Regions from separate parts of the Homo sapiens genome. Here region 2 is linked to region 1. Evidence: read pairs that join two places in POLR2A ChIA-PET (ENCODE). Cell type or tissue: A673. All regions are shown on one strand. Links, peaks and the distances in the headings refer to the core of each region. The heading gives the core; the rest is flanking DNA. Region 1 has its middle 45 kb from the start of ZNF823. Region 2 overlaps ZNF439 (zinc finger protein 439).

Evidence for each region. Peaks named below come from ENCODE experiments on the same cell type or tissue, not always from the same donor. Only the 100,000 strongest peaks of a DNase experiment are listed, where the experiment ranks them.
Region 2: POLR2A ChIA-PET joins it to region 1 with 8 read pairs; 1 of 35 experiments calls an interaction of 5 or more read pairs at or near these places.

What each region holds. Positions count from the first base shown.
Region 1 is chr19:11,691,752-11,697,128 of GRCh38, forward strand. No RefSeq gene overlaps it. Among named protein-coding and RNA genes, the nearest start is that of ZNF823, 45 kb to the right of the region's middle. RefSeq lists a cis regulatory region at 2,254-2,398 and silencers at 3,159-3,218, 3,329-3,378. In A673, for the core only: no CTCF peak of the experiment used is centred there; DNase peaks (open chromatin) are centred at 2,280 and 3,260; H3K4me3 peaks cover 1,091 bases; H3K27ac peaks cover 1,423 bases.
Region 2 is chr19:11,855,414-11,860,790 of GRCh38, forward strand. All of the region lies in intron 1 of ZNF439 (zinc finger protein 439), which reads left to right. Among named protein-coding and RNA genes, the nearest start is that of ZNF439, 9.4 kb to the left of the region's middle. In A673, for the core only: a CTCF peak has its summit at 3,199; a DNase peak (open chromatin) is centred at 3,188.

The sequences.
Region 1 (5,377 bases), core at 280-5,279:
ACCTTGGGAGGCCGAGGCGGGCGGATCACGAGGTCAGGAGATCAAGACCATCCTGGCTAACACAGTGAAACCCTGTCTCTACTAAAAAAAATACAAAAAATTATCCGGGCGTGGTGGCTGGCACCTGTAGTCCCAGCTACTCGGGAGGCTGAGGCAGGAGAATGGCGTGAACCTGGGAGGCGCAGCTTGCAGTGAGCCAAGATGGCGCCACTGCACTCCAGCCTGGGCGACAGAGCGAGACTCCGTCTCAAAAAAAAAAAAAAAGTAAATCTGAGATGAGTTACAGATGTCTTCAAGGTGACAAATCCATGGAGGTGCAGTGCTGACTGAAAACAGACAAGTCTGACTCAAGTATCAGGTCAGGTTCTCCTATCATCTGAGACATACCCCTTCCCATGCTGCTCACTGAAGTGCTGAGTGACCGCCCTCCCAGGAGACACTGCACTGTGTGCTTTTGAGGTTCTTGTACCACATCATTGGGGGGTGGGTTTTCCTTTCCTTAGGGTTAGTTTTTACCCTTCACTATGTGGCAGGCCAGAGTCTCACTAACACAGGCTTCCATAACAACTGTTTCAGCACTGAGTGGTTAAATATTAAAAGTCGAGAGAGCCGATGCCTCTAAACAAAGGCTGGAATGTAACAAAAGCCCAACAAGAGTTTTGCCCAGGCCTTTCCTGGGCCTTGAAGCATGACAAGATAACGAAGGAATTCCTTTTTTTTTTTTTTTTTTTTTTTTTTGGAGACGGAGTCTTGCTCTGGGACTATAAGTGCATGCCACCATGCCCAGCTAATTTTCGTATTTTTAGTAGAGATGGGGTTTCACCATATTGGCAAGGCTGGCCTTGAATTCCTGACCTCAGGTGATCCACCCAAAGTGCTGGTATTACAGGCGTGAGCCACCGCGCCTGGCCCAGAAAACAGCGTTTTGATTGAATACTATGACTTAAGAAATGTACACAAACACTCGATTCTAATGGGTATTTTTCCCTAGAAGGGTATGGATTAGCAATTCTGAAACTATTTTACATGTTAGAATATATGTTGTTATGTTATCTACAATATATGTTGTAGATAATTAGTGCCTGTTTCTCACTGGAGTTGAAAAAAGTAAAAGAAATAAAGGGACACTGCTAGAATGAACCCAGTGGTGCTAGAAATACAGCACCAGGGAAAAAGAATGTTTAATGTTGCTGTGAACTGAGGAGATGAAATCAGAGTCACAAAATGCAGGGAAAGAGCTTAAAAACCAAGGGATTTTAAGCCCTCGGAGGAGTTAGTTGAGGGAAGAGAGTGGTGGATTAGAAACCCTGATTCCCAAACCTTTGGAAGATGCAGAGGGATACCACTTGCCATTTAGGAATGTGAACTCAAAAGTATCTGAGACATGTTTCAATTTAGAAAGTTTATTGGCTGGGCGTGGTGGCTTACGCCTGTAATCCCAGCACTTTGGGAGGCAGAGGCAGGTGGATCACCTGAGGCCCAGAGTTCGAGACCAGCCTGACCAACAGGGAGAAACCCCGTCTCTACTAAAAATACAAAATTAGCCAGGCGTGGTGGTGCATGCCTGTAATCCCAGCTACTCGGGAGGCTGAGGCAGGAGAATCACTTGAACCCGGGAGGCAGAGGTTGTACCGAGCCAAGATGGCACCACTGCACTCTAGCCTGGGCAAGAAGAGTGAAACTCCATCTCAGAAAAAAAAGTTTATTTTGCCAAGGTTAAGGACACATCCATGATACAGCCTCAGGAGGTCCTGACCACATGTGTCCAAGGTGGTTGGGGTACAGCTTGCTTTTATATTAATACATTTTGGGGAGACATAATACATCAGTCAATACATGTAAGAGGTACATTGGTTCTACTTGGAAAGGAGGGACAACACAAAGTGGGCGGGGGAGGGGTCTGGTTCCCAGGTCACAGGTGGATTTTCCCATAAATGGTTGTGGAGACCAAAGTTTCATAATGCAGATGAAGCCTCCAGGTGGCAGGCTTCAGAGAGAATAGATTGTAAATGCTTCTTATCAGACTTAAGTTCTGTGTTGATGTTAATACTGATAGGCTTTTCCTGGGTTCCAAAAGGGAGGCAAATATAATGGGGCACGTCCAGCTGATACAGTTTGACTGTGTCCCCATCTAAATTGCATCTGGTATTGTAATCCTTTCGATTTAGGCTATTGCGCCACAGAGCCTGCTTGCAGGAATTGTAATCCTATTTGTAATCCCCATATGTTGAGGGAGGGACCTGCTGGGAGGTGATTGGATCATGGGGGTGGTTTCCCCCATGCTGTTCTCCTGATACAGTGTTCTCACGAGATCTGGTTACTGGATAAGTGTCTGGGCTCCTCCCTTCTCTCTCTCCCTCTCCTCCCTTCTCTCTCTCCCTCCTGCCACCCCGTAAGACGTGCCTTGCTTCCCCTTCTGCCATGATTGTAAGTTTCCTAAGGCCATGTGGAACAGTGAGTCAATTAAAAACTTTTTTTAAAAATAAATTACCCAGTCTCAGGTAGTATCTTTCCAGCAGTGTGAGAACAGACGAATACACAGACCACCCTTCCATGATGGCCTGAACAAGTTTTTCAGGTTAATTTTGTAGTGCCTTCGCCGGGAGGAGGGATCTGTTCAAAATGACTGGGGGGCTTAGAATTTTATATTTGGTTTAAAAAAGGAATAAAGGAATAAAGAAGGAACTGGGGACCCCGGACCGTAGCTCCTTCCACGCATGAACCCCGCACACGAGTCGGGATTCCCCCCATGACCCTCCCGTGGCCCCCGCACAATCTGGAGAGACGCGGGGCTGCGGGCGCGGAGCTGCCCAGAGAGGACTCCTGCCCGGGCCCGCAGTCGCCGCGAAGGGACGGGACAGGACGCCCGGGGTCCCGGCTGCCAGCCCAGCCCCACCCTGCGGCCGAGGGGACCGAGGGCCGAGCTCCGCCAGCGGTACTCCGGTCCACAGAGCCCGGAGTCGCTGGCTGGGAGGCCGGGGACCCGCCACGGCCAGTTCCAACCAGCCCCTCCTCCCGTCTCGGGATCCCTGGCCCCTCACGCTCACCATTTTCCGAATTCCTCCGTGTCCCGGGGGCCTCTCTGCGGCTCCCACGACCAGTGCAGGTCCCTGTGTGACAGAGGCTGCCGCAGACTCTCCAGAGTGCCTCTCAGCGACAGAGACAGGAGCCCAGCGAAGTGGCGTGTAGAAGACGCCGCGGGCTTTTTCAATCTCGCACCCTCTTAGCTGAAGTGCGCCTGATTGACAGTTCCCACGACCCCGCCCCACGGCCCTGATTGGATAGTGCGACAGATCCCGCCCCCTGACGACTGAGTTACAGAAGCGATCTCACGCTGGGGAGTGGAGACTGATGAACGAGTTCTTGACACAGCCCTTGGCAGGGCGGGCTTCTTCCCTGCGCTGTGACCTGACCCCTCCCAGGGGACATCTGCATTTAAGCAGGATCCCCCATCTGTACTCAGTGTGACCTTCCTGCTTTTTCCTCCTAGACTGGGGATCACAAGTGTGTGCAGGGAAACCCAGACACATTGTCCAGTGGAGCCATTCCCTGGCCTCGGAGTAGGAGGAGAGCCGAGGCCATACGGGCCACACTGCAACAAGAATAAGGGCTTAGGCTGGGCGTGATAGCTCATAGCCGTAATCCTAACACTTTGGGAGGCCGAGGCCGGTGCATTGCTTGAGCCCAGGAGTTCGAGACCATCCTGGACAACATAGTGAGAGCCTGTCTCTACAAAAAAATACAAAAATTAGCCTGGAATGGTGGCCTGTACCTGTAGTCCTAGCTACTCGGAAGGCTGAGGTGGGAGGATCACTTGAGCCTGGGAGGTCAAGGCTGCAGTGAGTCAAGATCGTGCCACTGCACTCCAGCCTGGGCGACAGAGTGAGACACCATCTCAAAAAAAAAAAAAAAAAAAAAAAAAAAATAAGGGCCCGATGTGTTCCAGGGATCAGGAATTTTGGATAAGTCTGTTGGCTGCATGGCCAAGCCTTTCTCCCACCTTATCTCTCAATCTACTGATTTTCAGCCAAGGAAGTAATAACATGCCAACAACGGAATAAAATCATTAAATGTATGGAAAAAGTGGAATCACATAGTAGCAATATTTTATAAGGAAATCGAAAGACAAGAAAAGCAAACACTCGAACTAGTTGAGATAAGTAGCCTGCTGCACCCACAGTTCACAAACCTGCAGTCAGAAGGTGATACACGTTCCCAAGCTTGTGAGTCAAACTCTGATGAGGCAGGGGCACTTAAAGATTTAACTCTGGGAACTCAACGTGGCCTCCTACTCCTTCTCCAGAGTGTGGAAATGCTCCTTCCTTCAAGACCTTCATTTTCTTTCTTTCTTTTTCTTTTTTTTTTTTTTTTTGAGACGGAGTCTCTCTCTGTCGCCCAGGCTGGAGTGTAGTGGCGTGATCTTGGCTCGCAACCTTCGCCTCCCGGGTTCAAGCGATCCTCCTACCTTAGCCACCCAAGGAGCTGGGACTACAGGCATGTGCTACCACGCCCAGCTAATTTTTTTTTTTGAGACACAGTCTCGCTCTGTTGCCCAGGCTGGAATGCAGTGGCACGATCTCGGCTCACTGCAACCTCCGCCTCCCAGGCTCAAGCAATTCTCCTGCCTCAGCCTCCCGAGTAGCTGGGACTACAGGCGCACGCCGCCATGTCCGGCTAATTTTTTGTATTTTAGTAGAGACGGGATTTCACCGTGTTGCCCAGGCTGGTCGCGAACTCCTGAGCTCAGGCAATTTGCCCACCTTGGCCTCCGAAAGTGATGAGATTACAGGTGTGAGCCACTGCACTCGGCCCACTAATTTTTATATTTTTAGAGAGACGAGGTTTTACCATGTTGGCCAGGCTGGTCTTGAATTCCTGACATCGGGTGATCCACCCACCTCAGCCTCTCAAAATGTTGGGATTACAGGTGTGAACCACCGTGCCGGCCAAGACCTTCCTTTTTGCCAGCAGGAAACTCTCATCTAAAAATCAGTTTAATGCATTGACCTATATAAACTGTCAAATTCATAACTCCTTTTCCAGAAGGCAATCTAATGAGTCTTTAAGTCTGACCTTCACAGATTTTCCTCCTATATACAAATGACAGCCTGCCTCCTGTGACTCTGTGCATGCCCAAGGCAAAGCACTTGAATGTACTGAGATCTTCAATATTTACAAAAGAAGATGGTCAGATTAAAATATTCTGTCTATGCCCTCAATGAGCAGGTAGTATAACAGGTTAGAGAGGACAAAATCAAATAAAATGGACATGGAACTTACCCATGATATCACAGTCTATCCTGGAGGATTTTTGTGGTTGTTTTGTTTTGTTTTGGAGACAGGGTCTCTGTGTCACCAAGGCTGGAGGGCAGTGAGT
Region 2 (5,377 bases), core at 116-5,115, 160 kb after region 1:
AAAACATAATAAGTACATGACTTTTCCATAGTGATTCCACCATGCTTGAGCTTGAATTATAAGACAGCTACTGTTGAGTGACATCTCTGTGGTGATACACAAAGGGAGTCCTTCTAGTGGGGTGGTATAATTGATGACATTGTTCTAAGAGTCTAACTGTTCTATGCCATGGGGAGTTAGGGGTCCTGGAGCCCACGGTCCCTGATCATGATAGATTTCAGAAAGAGCGTCACTCCAAAGTATAGGCCGTACTGCTGGGGGATTGGGAACATATGCCCAATATGTTTTTACCTCTGTACAGGGAAAACATACTGCACAGGACATTATGGCTGACAGGCCAAGAACATGGCATCAGGGGTTTTTGCCTGTCCCTGACGCTCCAGTAGTTTCTCAGCTTCTTGCATGGTTTTCTTGAGTTGTCCCCAGGTTATGGGGGTTGATGTCGTTGTGACTCCGGTCAGCCTTCTCTCCGTCTTCACACTCAGGCTCAGCTGGCTCATGGGTTGTACCGGAGGGACCAAGCCCATTGTTGGCCACCATGGGTCCCTCCAGTTTCCCGTTCCATGGTGGCACGCACCTTGAGGGCACTCACATGGTGTGTCCATCTCCTGTAGAAACACAAGCATACCTTCATCCCCATGTCAGTAAATCCACCGGACCTTTCCATTGTCCTTCTTCCAGGGATTTCCATAACACTTTCAGATAAACTTTCCTCTTTTCCTCTAACACTTGCCAATGTCTTTCTGCTGGAGTCTTACCATCCAGACCAGGAGTCAAACAATTTAAAGTAAATAAGGCTAAATGTAATTTTATTTGAGGTGGTAGCTGGTCTCCTATACCCCCTTTCTGTTTTTTCAACATGCATTGTAATGTTTGATGTGCCCACTCTATAATGCCTTGTCCTCAGGGATTGTAAGGTATTCCTGTTTTGTGGGTGATTGCCCATAACTGTAAAAAGTTTTGAAAAACATGGCTAAGTATAAGCAGGTCCATTGTCCGTTTTTAATTGTTTAGGGATCCCCATATGAGCAAATGATGACCGACAATGTCACCGCACATGAGCAGCTGTCTCGCCTGTTTGGCATGTAGAATGCAGCATATGAGATTAAGTGTCTATAGTTACATGAACATAGCTAAGCTTGCCAAAGGCTGCTATATGTGTAACATCCATCTGCCAAATTTCATTTGGAGCCAAGCCTTGTGGATTGCATCCTTCCACAGGTATAACACCAGGGACATGCTGACAAGTGGGACAGGCTTGCGCCATAGTTCGAGCCTGGCTGTGAGGCAGGTGAAACATACGAGTAAGGGCGAGGTGTTTTGAGGCAGTATTGCCTGAGAAGTTTGAGCTTGTTGAAATACAGAACAAACCAGTTTATCTGCTCTATCATTACCTAGAGATAGTGGTCCAGGGAGTTGTATGTGAGAGCAAATATGAGAAATATGTAAAGGAGCAGCATGAGAGCGAACAGCTTGTTGAAGTCTTAGAAACAAGCTAAGCAGTTCTGGCTCTAGTGTGCTTTTAATTGTAGCAGTTTCTATGCGACTGGCTACATTTACGACATAGGCTGAATCACAGACAATGTTAATGGGAGTTGAAGCTGTGAGCTCTAAAACTAGAATGACTGTAATTAACTCTGAGCGTTGAGCTGAAAGTCCAGAGATCCTTATTGTCTGAGTATGTTTAGGTCCCAACATAGCTGCACGCCCTTTGGAAGAGCCATCGGTAAAATAGGCCTGACCACCTGGAATAGGCTCGTGATGAGTAATCACAGGGAAGATAAAATAATAGACATTATAAAATTGTAAAACTTTGTCCGATGGAGAGTGGTTGTCTATTATTTCCACAAAATCTGCAAGAGCAATTTGCTACACAGTCGATATTTCCCATGCTGTGGCCTGTTGTTGGGAATCCAAGGAAACAATAATTGCGTCTGGATCATACCCCATAAGCACTTTTAATTTATGCCTACCTATAGTCACAAGTTGTGTAATTAAAGGAAGATAGGCTTGCAAGGTTTTAACTGTTTGATTAGGTAGAAAGAGCCATTCTATTACTGATACAGACTTGTCTAAGCACTGGCCCAGGAGTCCTGTTGGAGAATGAGGGGTATGAAGAATAAGCAAAGGCTTTTGCGGCTACAGCCATGAGGCATGTCTCTGCTGAAGCATCTGTTCTACAAGTTGCAACTCAGCTTCTGCCTCTTTGGTCAATTGCTGCGGGGAAATCTAATGAAGAATCTCCTTGCAGGGTTTGATAAAGATGTTTGAGTCGATAAGTTGCAATACCTAGCATTGCGCACAGCCAATGAATATCCCCTAACAACTGTTGAAAATCATTTAAAATCTGTAACCTGTCTTTATGGAGAACTACTTTCTGAGGCCGAACACTTCTTTCAGTAACAATAGTGCCTAAGTAATGGTATGGGGAAGTTGCTTGTACTTTCTCTGGACCAATTTTGAGATTCCATTTAGTCAAAGCCTGCTTCCTTTCTCTGAATAACTGATGTAAGATTTGATCTGTAGGAGTGGCCAAAAGAATGTCATCCATGAAATGAATGATGTGAGCAGTAGGAAACATATTCAGAGTCTCCTTCAATGTTTGTCCTACAAAATGCTGACAGCGTAGGACTGTAAAGCATGTCTTGGGGTAAAACTTTCCTTTGATAAAGAGAAACAGGTTCTCTTGGATGAATAGAAGGCACAGAGAAGGCAGATCCAGGCTTATCCTTCTCGTGTAAGGGTATAGTAAAGAAAGGTCTATGCCGGGCGCAATGGCTCACGCCTGTAATCCCAGCACTTTGGGAGGCCGAGGTGGGTGGATCATGAGGTCAGGAGATCAAGACCATCCTGCCTAACATGGTGAAACCCCGTCTTTACTAAAAATACAAAAAAAAAAAAAATTAGCCAGGCATGGTGGCAGGCACCTGTAGTCCCAGCTACTTGGGAGGCTGAAACAGGAGAATGGCGTGAACCCGGAAGGCGGAGCTTGCAGTGAGCCGAGATCGCACCACTGCACTCCAGCCTGGGCGACAGAGCGAGACTCCATCTCGGAAAAAAAAAAAAAAAAGGGGGTCTATTGCTACAAGAGGCCAGTCTCTAGGAATGACGGCTGCAGATGGCAAGCCTTGTTGTAATGCACCCATCAGTTTAATTTGTGCATTAATAGCTCTCAAATCATGCAGCAGTCGCCATCTTCCTGACTTCTTTGGAATTACAAACACTGGTGAATTCCAGTGGCTAACCGACTCCTCTTTATGGCCTGCATCCAGTTGCTCTTTTTCTACTGCTGAAGTTGAGTTAGTTTCTCCTGTGATAGGGGCCATTGATCCACCCACACAGGTTTGTCACTGAGCCATTCTAATGGTAAGGCAGTAGGTGAAGGAGAAGTATCAATGACCCCCATCAGAAATCCTGACTCCTAGCCCTTTTCTATCTGTTTGCCCACTTATTGATATAGGATCAGGGTTTCCCTGTAGGGACTTTTCTAAGCCTTTTCTGCTCTGATATCCCATTTTAGGGTTTGACCCTTGGCTCTTTTTAGATTTGTCAACTACTAAATTAGCCATTGCTTGACCTAACATTGTAGAATGATAAAGCTCAGTTCCTACATCCTGAGAAGCTCTGAGAAAATTTCCCAACTCTTCTGTATACTTCACAGGTGCTAGTGCACATTTACAATCTACGTTTGCATTCTCAAAAGCTAAAGTTACGGTTTGCATCTCTGCAGCCATGGTATGAGGAATCTGTTTCTTCACTGCCTCTTGTAATCTTTCAAGAAAATGTGCACAGGGCTCCTGCAACCCTTGCGTGATATGTAAAAAGGATTGTACTGGAACCCCTTCCTCTGGAATTGTGGCCCAGGCACATTTAGCAGCCAGTGCACACTGCTTATAAGCAGCGTCTGGGAGTGCCATTTGATGTTCCAGGTCTGAATAAGGGCCATTACCCAACAGCATATCCTCTGTAATGTCTCTATGTCCAGTAGCATGATTCTGTCTAGCCTGGTCTGCACACATTTCTTCCCAATTTAAATTCCGTGTTAGGTATGCGCTAGCAGACAAACAAATCTGAGCCAAATGCTTTACATCAAAGGGTATAAGGCGCATAGCACCAAAAAGAGATTCTGGTAATCCTAAAGTAAATGGGCTCTGTACTCCATTATTAACTACACTAGCTTTTAATTCCTTCAACAACTTAAACTCTAGTGGGGGTGTGTTCATGAATAAACTGCTGTGGATTATTTGAATCGGGCCTTATGGAAATAGGAAAAACGCAAGGTCCTAAGGGCTCTCCAGCTATGGCAGCAGAGCATAAAGTTGTTTGTTTTGGGGTCTCTATTTCTGCTACCGAAGGAGGCAGTACAGATGTTTCTGCTATTGGAGGGGGCGGTATAGGCCAATTTTTATCCTCCTTCTCCTGTTTATTATTTTCAGTTGGTACTGTGGGTGGGACAAAAGATTCTTTCAGATTTTTAGACTCAGAATATGATTCCAGCTGTCTAGCAGAATAAGAAGGAGATAACGGCAGAAGGACAGTATGGACTAAACTCCAAGTGGAGAAAACAGAAGGATCAACTTTTAGACCTTTTTGATGAGCCCATTTTAATCCTTCACCTGCTGTGTCCCAATTTTCCACATCGAAAGTGCCTGTCTGCAGAAACCATGGGTTATGCATAATAACCTCCTGCAGCATCTTAGTGTCTGAGAACTAACCTGAGCACCAGACTGTTTAAGTAAAACTTTAAGCAACTGCACATAATGTTGCTCCTCAATCCCAGCACTTTGGGAGGCCGAGGCGGGTGGATCATGAGGTCAGGAGATCAAGACCATCCTGCCTAACATGGTGAAACCCCGTCTTTACTAAAAATACAAAAAAAAATTGTCTCTTGCTCCTCAATAGACAAATACTGCCCCATGTTACCCTGATTCAGAAACTTCCTGTTCCCAGTACTTCTTTAGAGCACCTACCTTATATTGCTCCCAGTACCTCTTTAGGGCACTGATCAGTATCTCTTTAGGGCACTGACTTTATATCAGCTGCCGGCAGATATCCTGGGGTCCCCATTTGTGTGGTGAATTTCATTTCCTCTGCTCCAGCAAGCTTTCTTCGTTCACATCCTCAAGTCCCTGTTCACGGCCGCCGCTTTGCCATGAACCCTACTATACTGAACAAAGGAGGACGAACGCGGGAATAAAGACAAAGACAAAAGAATATGTTTGGAAGAAGGGGTCGGGGGCACCTTGCTTCTAGTGAACAAGGGCCCTGAGCTTCTAGTGCCCTTCGTATTTATTGATTAAAGGAGATAGAAGGGGGTGGTTGTAGGTCAGCTGCTTGATTTAGAGCAGGCCTGCATGACTGCATTCTTTGAACAATA